Regions from separate parts of the Mus musculus genome. Here regions 1 and 2 are each linked to region 3. The links are chromatin loops, found by intact Hi-C in ENCODE. Cell type or tissue: left cerebral cortex. All regions are shown on one strand.

Region 1 (2,500 bases), 340 kb before region 3:
AGTAATTCCGTTTCCCAAGTCAAATGCAAAGTGTTTATTAGAAATGTCTGACTTCAATGGAGATTTTTAAAGTTAGGAAATTTGAAAAAGTAAACTAAAATATTGGAATTATTAGAAGCATATCTTAGTTTTTAAGTATTGTCTTGCATAACAGCTTGAAATCTCAAATTTACTTTAATAGCAGAACCTAAAGAGTTATGTACAGAAACTTGTAGTGACTTATTCAAGGGTTGGCACAGAAGGAAACCAGGTACCCGAGTATTGTAAGCCTTGTAATTAGTGTTTAATGGAAAGAAGAACACAGCAGGTGTCTCTTCATAAGTATATACACACATATATGAATAAATATGTATGTACATATAATGTACATACATATGTAATATGTATACACACAACATATATATGCCTATATATCTGAATATATATATATATATATATATATATATATATATATATATACACATATATATGTATATATATACATGTCAGATATATATCTGGTTATCAAGTGTTATTTACATCTGAAATGTTTGCTATGGCAATTAGCAGATACAAAATTGGATAAAATCTTACAAATTCTGCTATATTGATAAGCAGTTTTGTACCTTGAGTAGCAATGCAAGACATAGTGATAGATCTCACAATAGTACTGCTCTGACCTCAGAACCGGAATGTGGTAGCCGACATCCTTTAATTATTGAACACCAATTCCAAGCTAAATTTTTATCACAGGAAAATGGTCTGTGCTCAGAAAAGGTCAAAGGTCAACATAGTCTCTTGATCATGGTTTTGATTTACTTAACAAATAAAAATTCTATGTTGGCTTTATTATTGGGTTGAAAAGTGGTCTAATCAACTAAACTATTAGGCTTAAGAATAACACAGACTTGGCCAGACAACCCATATTTTAAGCACTTGCTGGCCACAGGTGGTTGGTGTATGTGAAATGGGATAGCAAGGACATAGGATCCACTAGGTTTAAGATTTTGAAGGCAGTTTTCGTTCCTCTGGAGGCTTGCCACTTCCTCTCCCTGCCCTCCCCACCTCCCACCCTTTCCTACAGACGCTAGTTTGGTCTTTTTCCTGTAGGTGGCAGCACTTTCTTCTTGACGGTATGAGTCCTTTCTCCTTAGAGTCCTGCAGTTTTCGTAGAAAGAATTATATTCTCTAGAAAATTCTTTGGAAGCATAAGTCGGAATATTGTCAGTTCTTTCGTTGTTCTGCCCACTGCTTCAGGAAACAATCCGTTTGCCTCCTCCCCGGAGAGGTGCTCACCGCTTGCTGGGTGTAGAGCGAGGTAGAAGAGAGGTCAGGCGTTCATCCTATCCCTTAGCATTTCCGTGATCTTTCCTGGGCAACCCCTCCCTCGGAGATCAGAATGGACAGGAGGAAGCTTCAGTCTCCCATGCAGAGACAGTATTATCCTATATTTTCACTTTCCACTCGATTTTGTAACTGGGTTTTTCAGAGTTCCACATCAGACATTAAGTGAACCTAATATAATATTTTTAAAATTCGCTTCTTTGCATTTAGAAATACCCTTCCCCATCACGTTGGCGATAAGATTAAGAGACCATTACGTAAGGAATAAAGCACCAAGGAAAGAGATGGAGAAATTCAGTTGGGTTTCCCTAGGACTGGCACACATGCATGCTTACCACAAGAGTCCTGTGTGGAACCCAGCAAACTGTTTGCCGATGTCACGATTCCCTTTGACTGACAGTTTTAAATTACAGGCTCCCTTTTCGGTAATTTTTCCTCATTCTGTTCCCCCAGCACAACCTCAATGCTCTATTTGAATTTTAATCATAATTTTTCTTAGTTTAGCTTCATGCCAACATTGTACTGTACCTGATATAATGAGTTTAAAGTGCTATGCTTTTGACTCAAGGAGAAAAAAAAATCAATGTTTTCTTAATATATTCTTTAATTCTTTTAAGCTTGAGTGTACGAGATGGACTGTTAATGGCTTACAGCAGAGAGAAAAGATAGGAAAGGGGAGCCGTCCATCCAAGCTTGCACATGCCGAGAGCTCTATTAGGACTGTTACCATATATTTGCTTATATTAACTTTTACAAACCACAGAGCACTTTATAAAATGAAGAAACTGGTCTAAGAGCGAAGCCATCCTTGTCATCTTGTAAATGACAGATTTGGCAGAGAAAACTCTGCTGAAGTCCTTTGATGGTTCCTGCTTTCAGTGGCCACTCCTGACAAGGACTCATTGTCTATGAAGGCACCAGAGAACAGAAAATACGGTGTCTGATTTCCATAATCTCCCGAGAGAGCGTCATTCGAAAGGGCCATGTGTCCTTCTGCTTTCTTACCTGTGTTCATCTCCAAAATGTAGCAACCGCTCAAAAATGCACTTTCACTTTTCTCTTTATTCTTAATAATCATATTCACCTTCCCATACACACAGTGCTCAATTTTACAACTTTCTTCTCTCCATTCATCAGGGTAGGACAGCTACAGAATAAAGGACTCTATAAACCTCAG
Region 2 (2,500 bases), 170 kb before region 3:
TTTGTCTCTGTAACTCCTTCCATGGGTGTTTTGTTCCCAATTCTAAGAAGGGGCAAAGTGTCCACACTATGGTCTTCGTTCTTTTTGAGTTTCATGTGTTTTGCAAATTGTATCTTGGGTATTTTAAGTTTCTGGGCTAATATCCACTTATCAGTGAGTACATATCATGTGAGTTCTTTTGTGATTGGGTTACCTCACTCAGGATGATGCCCTCCAGGTCCATCCATTTGCCTAGGAATTTCATAAATTCATTTTTTTAATTGCTGAGTAGTACTCCATTGTGTAAATGTACCACATTTTCTGTATCCATTCCTCTGTTGAGGGTCATCTGGGTTCTTTCCAGTTTCTGGCTATTATAAATAAGGCTGCTATGAACATAGTGGAGCATGTGTCTTTCTTACCAGTTGGAACATCTTCTAGATATATGCCCAGGAGAGGTATTGCAGGATCCTCCAGTAGTACTATGTCCAATTTTCTGAGGAGCCACCAGACTGATTTCCAGAGTGGTTGTACAAGCTTGCAATCCCACCAACAATGGAGGAGTGTTCCTCTTTCTCCACATCCTTGCCAGCATCTTCTGTCACCTGAATTTTTTATCTTAGCCATTCTGACTGGTGTGAGGTGGAATCTCAGGGTTGTTTTGATTTGCATTTCCCTGATGATTAAGGATGCCAGCTATTTTTATAATGATTATTAGTGTTAATGGTTTCAAGTAATACACATTGGATCTTTAAAGTGATGTGGTTAGGTCACAGATTTGATGGGCAAACTCAAGAACCAGACTTTGGCAATGGGTAGGACATGGCAGCCACCCAGACAGCATAGAGTTGGGGAGCAGGCTGTGGGTGGGGCCCGTGAGTGATCCATTCTCACCCTAGACTTCAAGGCCATAGAGAGCAGTGGTTATCCAGTTTGTACTTAAAGGCAAAATTTGACTCCTACCAGCTCATAGTAGAGAAATTACTCAATGTAGGACGATGCTTAGGAATCCAGGAAGCCAAGAATTAACAAATGCCTATTATAACAATTATTGAAATTTTATTTCAATATTTGTTGATGAAATCTCCCATCATCCCCCAGTCCTTCTTAATTCCTGTCATTTTAAATGCTTTGTGGTGTGTCTGAATGACTAAAATCCTGAAACTGCACGTGTTCCTTGGGCATCACCTTGCCAATGTAACTGTCTATATTGAGTGGGATGATTTATCCCCTATAGAGGAATGGGTTCTCAGTACAAGCTGGGAAAACATTCCTGTTTAGGATAATTGATGAAATAAAGCACAGATTGGCATGATTGAATTGTGTAGGGTTTTAATAAATCTACACATATGCATTTGGAGGTGCACCTGCCTCTTTTGCAGCTACTGGCATGAGCTACAGTTCCAAGTTTCACTTCAAATATAGGCAGTGATGCTGGGTAGAGTGAACCATAAGATGGCACGGTTGGACAAGGAATGGTTTTTTTTCTACAGATGTGGGAGGTAGAAAACTGTCCAAAGCGTAGGCAGACTGCAAGCAGTGAACCACAATGTGAAGAGGCTGAGGGAGCCACAGAGTGAAGAGGCCAAGGGAGCCAGTTTCTGGAGCCTGTGCCTCTGAGCTTACCACATTGAGGAGAGGGAGGTCACGGGATGTGATGTGGTTGTCTTGACTTACTGAAATATACTTTTCCTTCTCCCCACCAAGATGTGCTAAGTGGGTCTTGAAATTAATTTTGCTCACTATTCTTTACCAAAGAGGGAAGGGAAGTAAGATCTATGATGGGAAAATCCCAAAAGAGATGGAGAATCTCACACTGACAGTTTGATAGTAGAGAAAATAGAAGAACAGGAGGGTTTTTTTCCCACTCTAAAGATGAAAGTAATTCTTAGACTCTCTGCATATGTTTGAAACAGAGGGATGGACCTAAGTTACCATCCTGTTAGAAGTACTATTTACAAATAAAACCTGGAAAATGATAAAGACACAACTTGTTTTAAATGTCAGATGCCTAGAAGCACATGATGGTATTTCAAGGAAATAAACCTAGCAATTCCTATTTAAACTAGCATCATCCCCTAAACCCAATACCTATCTGTGCATGAGCTCACACTGTCCTGGTCCTGGACGCTCATCATACCCTCTCTAGATTGCACTCTCTCTTCTGCCACCTTTATCTGCTTGACTTCTAGACATCCTAAGCTTGTTAACTTTGTGCCTATGGCAATGAGTCAGTTTCAAAACTGGTTTATCTAAAAATCAGAACAAAGTCAACTCCCTCTCAGAGGCAGCAGTGAGTTCAAAGTAATCGCTGAGAGGGTCCAGGCTGCAGTCTATTAGCATGTGGCACCCAAGGAGAACCATCACCGCAAGTCTTGCCTGGCACTTTCCAACATTCCTCCCACAGGACTTTTGTGAGGTCTGATTACTTTAAAACAGCCTTCTGTATAGTGCACATAAAGTACTTAAGATGGGCATCACATGCTCAGTGCACATTAGTGATCCAAATAACAATCTCTGG
Region 3 (2,500 bases):
CAAGAGTCCCAATTAAAAATGCAGGCTCTTGGACAGTCAACCAACAAAGCTGACAATCAGTTATAGTGGAGGATGGGAACTTGCTCACACCACTTGCCATTGTGGCCAGATGTAAGATTGCAAATGACACTGATGATTGATTGATTGATAAACAGTTGACCAGAAACACTGGACACTTGGCATCCCTTGTATTATTCTGTAAGCCTGAACATCTGGAAGGAAGGTTGGGTACCAGTGGTGGGAGGTGAGCTGTGCAGGGCTGGGAGTTGGCTTCCAAATGCTGCTGAAAAGCTCCTTGGCAGCTTCACTCAGGAATCCAGCAATCCTATCAAGAATGTGTCTCAACAGACTTGGGTCTGACCTGGAGTCCATCCTCAAGGCTCTAAGGACTTCTAGCGTCTGGAGTTTGGGGAGGCCATATATAGCCTCAGATGCCAAAACCTGTAGCAAAAACTGAGAAGAGATTTTGATATGATTGTGACCTCAAGTTCAGCTGTGGCCTCTTGCTTGCATTAGGTAACGTTACCTAGTTAGGGAGGGAGGGAGAGAGAGAGAGAGAGAGAGAGAGAGAGAGAGAGAGAGAGAGAGAGAGAGAGAGAGAGAGAGAGAGAGAGAGAGAGAGAGAGAGAGAGAGAGAGAGAGAGAGAGAGAGAGAGAGAGAGAGAGAGAGAGATTTTGCCCACCACCCTTATTTGTTCAGGAAATTTATATTTGAGTCTAGCCAGCTTCCTCAGATCTGATTAAGTGTTCCCCATTTCTCACTTTGCTTGACCTGTTTTATCAGCCAAGTTCGGCCTCTCAACCCTTAGTCCCAAGAGACTACTCAACAATGGCTGCAGGCAGAGCCCACTGGGCCTGCCTTGCTCATTCACCTGAATGAGAGGGGTCCTAGGAAGGTCGGTCTGTCTGTAGACTCATGATGGATACTTTGCAACTCTGCAGGAGAAAAAAGTGAGAAACTGGGACTGTCGAATAAAAGCTACTCTTTTTCAATTTCACTGTCTTCGTGGCAGGAGGTATGGCAGCCAGAGTTATCACAACATATTATTAAATCTAAAATTTCAGTGACCGCTCAGCGAAACACCTCCTCTCATGACCTGAATTGGCTCCTCAGCGTTGCATATGACTAAGCAGAAAATTGTCTCTGGCCCTGTAAACCTCCTGCCTGTCTCTTCCCGCCTTCTCACTCTTCAAACTGTACCGAAAGCTGCCACAAATCAGGAGCTACTGTCTATCAAGTGATGAGGAAAAGAAATTTGTTCTCAGAAAACAAAGACACCTCTGCTAGACATGGTCTCCCTCCCCTCCCTGTATTTGATCCCAGTTCTCTGGCCTTGTCTTGGCTTTCATTTCAGGATGAGTGTTGGAAGAGGGCTTGGGCTTTTCTGCATACAAAGGGCCCAGTGGGGACCACTACAAATGGATAATGAACAGGAAGGATTGAAGTCTTAGCTAGGATTTAAGTCTACAAAGGCTGGAGTCATTTTTCTCCAGAGTGGGCATGGGCTGTATGTGGTCTGCCCCAGTCCTCAATTAACCTACTTGCAATGCCTTAGTTCCCTATGGCCCTTAGGTGACGGTGACAGTGGAAATGAAACCAAAGAACCAAAGTAGCAAACTCTCCTTGGCTGTCCTCAGCTATACCCATGCTCTGATCACGTGGTCCTGGTCAGCTTTCCCACATCATCTCACTCCCTTGTTCTTTGCTGTATACTTCTATGTGACTTGCTGAAATTTAACACGATAACTTAGGGTATAGGCAGAAAACCAGTCTATCCCCTGTGTGCCTTTCTACCGTAACTGCTTGCTTAAATTTCATTGGAGTTTTGGCAAAGCAAACCTCCTCAATCCTTAAGTGAGCCCGTGTGTGTGTGTGTGTGTGTGTGTGTGTGTGTGTGTCTGTGTGTCTGTGTGTCTGTGTGTGTCTGTGTGTGTGTGTATGTGTCTGTGTGTGTGTGTATGTGTGTGTGTATGTGTGTCTGTGTGTCTGTGTGTGTCTGTGTGTGTGTGTATGTGTGTGTCTGTGCGTGTGTGTGTGTGTTACTGCTGAACCACCCCCAGCACTGTTTACCTAGAAGCTTACCTAGATTTCTTATGAAGTTATTGCTTTGAGCTCCTAGATTACTTATCCTATAGTTGTCCTGTCTCCTTTTTGTAGACTTCCTCCTTGTCTGCCATTGCTGAGTTCATATTGGGCACATCTCATTACCGTCAGGCCCATGCCCTTCCTTACCTACCATATACTTGCGACATCATCCTTCTCCTCAGCTCATGGTTGGAATACTGATGGACCATACTATAGAAATGTGACTTCAACAACCACCATCACTGCCCTTTATCCTCAATAGTCTTCAGCATATGCATCCCTTCCACTAAGCCTCTGATAATCATCTCTCTGGCTGTTGCCAGGGTAACATTGGGGTCAGGGGATGATGCTCGTGTGCCCTACCCTAAGCACTGAAGATGAGGAGGGCACTGGGCAGAGGCTCATCTGTCACTG

The links. A loop is a pair of places that touch in the nucleus more often than their neighbours do. Peaks named below come from ENCODE experiments on the same cell type or tissue, not always from the same donor. Only the 100,000 strongest peaks of a DNase experiment are listed, where the experiment ranks them.
Region 1: it touches region 3 in a loop (2.2-fold over the local background); 2 of 42 quality-filtered maps call a loop at or near these places.
Region 2: a loop joins it to region 3, with 4 times the contacts of the local background. A loop is called at or near these places in 2 of 42 quality-filtered maps.

The regions. Positions count from the first base shown.
Region 1 is chr10:4,674,077-4,676,576 of GRCm38, forward strand. It overlaps a transcript of Esr1 not described here. Among named protein-coding and RNA genes, the nearest start is that of Esr1, 35 kb to the right of the region's middle. In left cerebral cortex, a CTCF peak has its summit at 1,118 (motif pointing right); DNase peaks (open chromatin) are centred at 1,137 and 1,638.
Region 2 is chr10:4,848,601-4,851,100 of GRCm38, forward strand. All of the region lies in intron 4 of Esr1 (estrogen receptor 1 (alpha)), which reads left to right. Among named protein-coding and RNA genes, the nearest start is that of Esr1, 140 kb to the left of the region's middle. In left cerebral cortex, a CTCF peak has its summit at 1,430; a DNase peak (open chromatin) is centred at 1,479.
Region 3 is chr10:5,014,891-5,017,390 of GRCm38, forward strand. No RefSeq gene overlaps it. Among named protein-coding and RNA genes, the nearest start is that of Esr1, 310 kb to the left of the region's middle. In left cerebral cortex, no CTCF peak of the experiment used is centred here; a DNase peak (open chromatin) is centred at 1,092.